2 separate regions of the Homo sapiens genome follow, and region 1 is linked to region 2. The links are chromatin contacts, found by Hi-C or POLR2A ChIA-PET in ENCODE. All regions are on one chromosome and are shown on one strand. The core of a region is the stretch at or near the end of the contact, and the rest is flanking DNA. Distances in the headings are between cores, read along the strand shown. Region 1 holds the start of ATG4D (autophagy related 4D cysteine peptidase). Region 2 holds the start of FDX2-ZGLP1 (FDX2-ZGLP1 readthrough).

The links. A loop is a pair of places that touch in the nucleus more often than their neighbours do. ChIA-PET counts read pairs that join two places held with the same protein, here RNA polymerase II (POLR2A). Pooled maps may share reads with other maps.
Region 1: a pooled map shows a loop between it and region 2 (2.9-fold over the local background). The contact joins the promoter of ATG4D here to the promoter of FDX2-ZGLP1 in region 2. A Hi-C loop is called at or near these places in 1 of 50 pooled maps. POLR2A ChIA-PET finds 5 or more read pairs at or near these places in 4 of 52 experiments (HEK293, activated CD8-positive, alpha-beta memory T cell, activated T-cell and 1 more).

What each region holds. Positions count from the first base shown.
Region 1 is chr19:10,542,619-10,545,753 of GRCh38, reverse strand. It overlaps ATG4D (autophagy related 4D cysteine peptidase), which reads right to left and starts at 1,850. Exons shown (of 10, transcript NM_032885.6): 1 at 1,429-1,850; 2 at 888-971; 3 at 624-797. The coding sequence starts at 1,663. RefSeq lists an enhancer at 864-1,459 and silencers at 1,505-1,684, 1,735-2,074, 2,085-2,134.
Region 2 is chr19:10,314,572-10,317,819 of GRCh38, reverse strand. It overlaps FDX2-ZGLP1 (FDX2-ZGLP1 readthrough), which reads left to right and starts at 1,805. Exons shown (of 9, transcript NR_176052.1): 1 at 1,805-1,968; 2 at 2,061-2,115; 3 at 2,267-2,434. It overlaps FDX2 (ferredoxin 2), which reads left to right and starts at 1,805. Exons shown (of 5, transcript NM_001397406.1): 1 at 1,805-1,968; 2 at 2,061-2,115; 3 at 2,328-2,434. The coding sequence starts at 1,824. RAVER1 (ribonucleoprotein, PTB binding 1) reads left to right here. Exons shown (of 13, transcript NM_133452.3): 12 at 47-130; 13 at 220-1,608. The coding sequence ends at 366. RefSeq lists silencers at 726-917, 2,051-2,170.

The DNA.
Region 1 (3,135 bases), core at 601-3,100, 230 kb before region 2:
CAGGTGCCTGCCACCACACCCAGCTAATTTTTGTATTTTTAGTAGAGATGGGGTTTCACCATCTTGGCCAGGCTGGTCTTGAACTCCTGACCTCATGATCCACCAGCCTCAGCCTCCCAAAGTGCTGGGATTACAGGCATGAGCCACCGTGCCTGGTGAAACTTTTTTTTATTTTTATTTTTGACACAGAGTCTCCCTCTGTTGCCCAGGCTGGAGTGCAGTGGTGCGATCTTGGCTTGCTGTAACCTCCGCCTCCTGGGTTCAAGAGATTCTCCCACCTCAGCCTCGGGAGTAGCTGGGATTACAGGCGTGTGCCACCACAACCGGCTAATTTTTGTATTTTTAGTAGAGATGGGGTTTCATCATATTGGCCAGGCTGGTCTTGAACTCCTGACCGCAAGGGATCCATCCGCCTCAGCCTCCCAAAGTGCTAGGATTACAGGCATGAGCCACCGTTTCCAACCCCGGCTGAAACTCTTATAAACAACTCTCATCTCTCCAAAACTTACTTGACACACAATTCTAACGTGACTTTGAACTCTTAGTTGGTAAGTAATTCTAATACTGCTGATATGGCAGTTGACCCTGTACTCCTAGTGCACCCCTTCCCCCCTATGGCTCACCTCTGGGCAGGAAATGCAGCAGAAGGCCCTGTGCCAGCATCATCTGGCCGCTGCGTAACATGCACCCCCAGCCACAGTCCGAGGTCAGGCAGCCCCCAGGAAGGGGCGGGAAGTCCCGGCGGTATGTGAGCCACAGGCGGGACACAAAGTCCCGCTGGAAACGCTGTATGTCACCTACAAGAGCGGGTCTGTCAGCTGCCACCAGGGACACTCCGGCGGGCGTGGAGAGGCCTCCCCCAGCCCTGGTCCCAACCACCAGCTCACCCTCGCCCTCGAAACGGTAGCGGCGGCCACAGAGGTGGATGCTGGAGATCTTGCTAAAGCTGGTCCGGCTTTTAACCACCCAACCTGGGGAGACGTAGGGGCAGCGCCCAGCGAGATGAAGCACTTGCATGACAGCAACAGCGCTTCCATTCCCCCATCTGTGAAATGGGCACGATCCTAGTTCCTATCTCCGGGGTGGCTCCGGGGATTCCGTCGGAGGTGGGGCCCCCAGTGACAGCTACAGGAGTGTCCACCATCAATTCAGGATGAAGGAAGGTAGTTCTGATTATTGTACCCATTTTACAGAGAGGGGCAAAAACGGAGGCGCCAGGAAGCAAAGGATCTTGCCCAAGGTCACACAGGGGAATGGGCGGGGCTTGAAAACACTATTGGACCTGCCACAGGTCCACCCTGGGCCGGGCAGGGAGGGGACCCACAGGTGACTCAGGACGGGAACAAGGGTGGGATAACTGGCAGGACCGGGGTCTGGTTTTCCTCAACGGCCCCCGACACCCCCACGATCTCCGGGCCCCCTCCTCACCGTACTTGACGTTGTTCCAGGCTGTCAGGAACTTGGCCTTGAACTTGTCCACTTCGTCCGGCTCACTCGGGCCAGCCCCGGGAGAGCCAAGAGCGGGGCCGCTGGCTCCGGAAGGCCCCAGGCCGTTGGGGTCTGGGCCTCTGGGACCCCGCGGCCTGCGGGCCTCGGGCCGGCGGCGCGCGTCCTCCGGGCTGCTGCTCCGGTACTGCGCGGCGGCCGGCGACACTGAGTTCATGGACGCGCCGGGAGGGCGGACCGAGGGCCCAGGTGGGGGGCTGCGGCCGCTGCCCCCCAAGGGCGACCCGCAGCCGGTTCACGGGGCCCGGGGAAGGCGCTACTCGGCCCCCGTCCCCAGGGTACCGGGCCAGGCAACAGCCGCCGCCGCTGCTACCGCAGCCATCGCCATCTTAGCGGGCCAGGACCCCGGATGACGGTGGGCGTGGCCAAGCCAGACGCCCCGCCCCGCCCTCTCCCCGCCCAGCCGCCTTTCCTGCCCCGATCCCGGGTCGCCAGGCGGGGACCTCAAACCCCGACGCCTTCCCGCGGCCTCCCCCCGCCCTCCTTATCACACCGCCAGGAGCGCGACAGCCCCTTCAGGCCCTTATCGGAGGCAGCAGAGCTGGGGAACCCCTGCCCCTGGCCCCGCCCCTAGTCCTGCCCCCCAGGGCCCAGGACTGACCTCCTGGCAGGCGCCCAGGTGAGACTGACTGCGCACCTGCAGCGCCCGCCCCGCCTCCCGAGTGCACCTGCGCGGGCTGCCGACCCAGAACCCGCCCTGGCCTGGGACCAAATCGACTAGTGTGACCTCCGGGGCAAGCCACGCCTCTCTGTGCCTCAGTTTCCTCATGTGCAAAATAGGGCTGGAATACACGCAACAACATAGACGAATCTTCATGAGAATTATGCTCAGGGAAAAAAAATCCAGGGGTAGGCAGGCGCGGGAGGGAGGGATGAATGAAGTGCTCCAGGAAAGTTTTTTTCAGTGTTTGTTTTGTCGAGACAGCATCTGGCTCTGTTGTCCAGACTGGAGTGCAGTGGCGCTTTCATAGCTCACTGCAGCCTCCAACTCTGATCCTCCAACCTCAGCCTCCAGAGTAGCTGAGACCGCAGACAGGAGCCACCATGCCTGGTTAATTTTTTAAATTTTATTTGTAGATAAGGGGTCTCGCTATGTTGTCTAGGCTGGTCTCAAACTCCTGGCTTCATGAGATCCTCCCGCCTCAGCCTCCCAAATGCTGGGATTACAGGCGTGAGCCACCACCTCAGGCAGGAAGACATTTTTTGGAGCTGTGGATAAATTCAGTATCTTAACTGTAATAGTGGCTTCACAGGTGTGAAAACTCATCAGATTGTACGCTTAAAATTTGCATGGTTTTGTATATGTCTATTATACCTCAATAAGGCTGAAAAAAAACCTCTTTGTTTTAAAAAGTAATCAGTTAACTTTTTATAGAGACAAGTTCTCTCTATGTTGCCCAGGCTGGCCTGAAACTCCTTAGCTCAAGTGATCCTCCTGCCTCAGCCTCCCAAGTAGCTGAGACTACAGGAAAATATTTTATTTTATTTTATTTTTTAATTTTTTTTCTCTAACCTTGCGAGGCCCAAACAGATTTTGGTTGTTGTTGTTGAGACAGGGTCTTGCTCTGTCATCCAGACTACAGTGCAGTGGCCTGATCATGGCTCACTGCAGTCTCAACTGCCGAGGCT
Region 2 (3,248 bases), core at 556-3,055:
TCTGGCCCCCAGGGAGTGACCTGTTCCACCTCTCCATTTCTCCCAGGCAATCGGCTCTTCCCCGCTGGGGTCCGGAGAAGGGCTCCTGGGCCTCAGCCCCGGGCCTAATGGTCACAGCCACCTGCTGAAGGTACGGGCAGGGGGTGGGGACATGCAGGGCTGGGAAGCCCCGGCCCCCCAGCGGCCCCTGACCCGCCCCGCCCTGCCCTCTGTCTCCAGACCCCACTGGGCGGCCAGAAACGCAGCTTTGCCCACCTGCTGCCCTCGCCCGAGCCCAGCCCAGAAGGCAGCTATGTGGGCCAGCACTCCCAGGGCCTCGGCGGCCACTACGCGGACTCCTACCTGAAGCGGAAGAGGATTTTCTAAGTGGCTGGCACCAGAGATAACTCAAGGGCCTGCACCAAATCGCTTTTGGGTTTTCTGATGTTTTGTTTTGTGTTTTTTTTAAACCATTTTCTCTCTTTCGGTAATAGAAAAATCTCTGAAAGACTTTACTGACCAATCAGCCGGAGCCCCAGGAGCCCAAGGGGTGTGGGGGAGTCTGGAGGCCTCATTATGTCTCTGGCTTGCTCCCCACGCTGAAACCCTGCAGCCTTAAGAGAGAGGGGCCCCGGCCTGCTCTCCCTCCCTCCCCCCATCTCCTCCTCCGCTGTGCCCGTCTCTCCGGAGCCCTCCTGCCTCATTGCTCCTGTAATTTTGGCCTTTCGAGTGCCTTGGAGGTTTCCCTGACCTCCCGTGAAGATACAGAGACTGTCTCCTTTTTTTTTAACTTTGACAACTGACTTCTGTTTCCTTTTCTAAGTTTTATTTTTCAAACCACCCCGGACAGCCCCCAGCTCTGATTCCTTCAAGGCCCGGCCTGTCCGGGCCACCATTCCACACCTTGCGGTTTGAAACAGCTGTTTTTCCCACATTTGCTGCAGGCATGGCTGTCTCCTGCCCCTGCCTGCCCATCTGGCCTATACCCCAGCCGTGGGGCCCGGGGTCCCTGCCGCAGCCCCCTCCCCTTCTGATGCCTTAAAAGCTGGGCCCCAGGCCCTGCTGGCCAGAGCCACAGATGCCAAGCTCTGGGAGCTTGACTATGGACCAAACAGCTCTGGCCTAGGGATTGGGCCACCCTACCCAGGATCTCCACCCTGGGGACAGTAGAAGGGGAAAGCCTTCATCTTGGCGAACCGGCCCCACCACCCCCTCCTACCCGGGCCTCCGTGCAGAGATGGGCTTTCTCTGCCAGTCCCCTGCTGTCTGTCTGTGGGAGTCGGACATTGTGCCCATCTCCCGGAGCCTCTGCTGTCACTCGCTTGTTGAAGATGAATTCTTGAATTCTGCCTGCCCACCCCCGGCCAGATCCCTGGAGCTGGCCTCCTTCCAGCCCAGTGCCAGAAACCAGCACTCCATGAAGATAAACTCTGGGCCCGCCCACCAGCAGGACCTGTCGACCTGAGGTGACCCTGGGCCTTGCCCCCAGCCAACTGGGCCACCAGCTTCCCTCCCTTGACTCTGGGGGTCCACATCCACTCCAAGGGGACTATTCCCCCGACCCCACCCCAGTCTCCCCACACGGACCTTTGCTGAATTAAAGTTTGTAAGTAAATGGTTTTAAAGAAATCAGAGTTGGCTGGTTCTTGGGACAAACAGTGGGCTTGAGTGGGAGGTCTGGGATGGCCCCGCGGGTTTACCTGAGATGGATTCCGCCCTGCTCTTCCCACCTGGTCACCGCAGGCCCTAAGCAAACATCTGCGCTTATGTTCCATTGATTATGGGCTTTCCCTCGCCTCCCTGGCGCGGCGCATGCTCAGTCGGTGAGTCACGTGATGCATGTCATGGCCGCCTCCATGGCCCGGGGAGGCGTGAGTGCCAGGGTTCTACTGCAGGCTGCCAGGGGCACCTGGTGGAACAGACCTGGGGGCACTTCCGGGTCGGGGGAGGGGGTGGCGCTGGGGACAACCAGAAAGTTTCAAGCGACAGGTACCTGGGGCGCCCGGGGCGGGCAGCGTTAATCCGTCAGATGCCGGCGGGGCGGGGCTCGGCGCAGCCGCTCACCGAACCGTGTTTTCCAGGCTCGCGCCCGGCTGGAGAGGAGGACGCGGGCGGCCCGGAGCGGCCCGGGGACGTGTGAGTGCAGGGGGCCAAGTCCCCCATTCCTCATCCCACGGAATTCCTCTGGTCCCCATCTTGCCCTGTAGCTTCATCTCGAGGTCCCCCTTCTGCTTTGCCCTATTCAGTACCTGTGCGTCAAGCCTCAATTCCTACTTCCTAACCCTAGATTCTACCCGGGCCCTGAGCCCATCATCCAGTTCGGCATTCGCACTTCCATCTGTCCCCAGGGTGAACGTGGTGTTCGTAGACCGCTCAGGCCAGCGGATCCCAGTGAGTGGCAGAGTCGGGGACAATGTTCTTCACCTGGCCCAGCGCCACGGGGTGGACCTGGAAGGTAGGAACCGGGCAGAGGGAATTAAGGAGGTCCTTATACATTTGTCCAAAAAAAAAAAAAAAAAAACCCACAAATTAGGTGTGTCTCTTCACGTCTTTTTCCCACCAAATATGGACTAAAATCCAAACCCCTCACCATGGCCTCATCTGTTGCCAAGCTCTTATTTGTTAAGCATTTATTAGAGATCACTAGGACTCCTGGCTCCCAGGATTTTGTGTTCTCTTCCCCCTTCCTCCCTGTATTCTAGCCACATTGGCTTTCTTTTTGTTGTTGTTGTTTTGAGATGGAGTTTCACTCTTGTTGCCCAGGCTGGAGTGCAATGGCTTACTGCACCTCAGCTCACTGCAACCTCCACCTCCCGGGTTCAAGCGTTTCTCCTGCCCCAGCCTCCAGACTAGCTGGGATTACAGGCGCCCACCACCAAGCCCAGCTAATTTTTGTATTTTTAGTAGAGACGGGGTTTCACCACATTGGCCAGGCTGGTCTCAAACTCCTGAAAGGTGATCCACCCGCCTCAGCCTCCCAAAATGCTGGGATTACAGGCATGAGCCACCGCGCCCAGCCCACACTGGCTTTCTTGTGGTTCCTCAAACAACCAAGCTCATTCCTGCTTCGGGGCCTTTACATTTGCTGTTCCCTCTGTCTGAAGTGCTTTCCCAGCAAACATTCTGGCTCTTTCTCATCCTTCAGACCTCAGTGTAAATGTCATGTCCCTAACAATCCCATTCCCCTCAGCCCAGCTGAAGTACCCATGCCCTAGTTACTCTGTCTTATCAGTGTGATATGATATATAGCACTTCTCACTTTTTTTTTT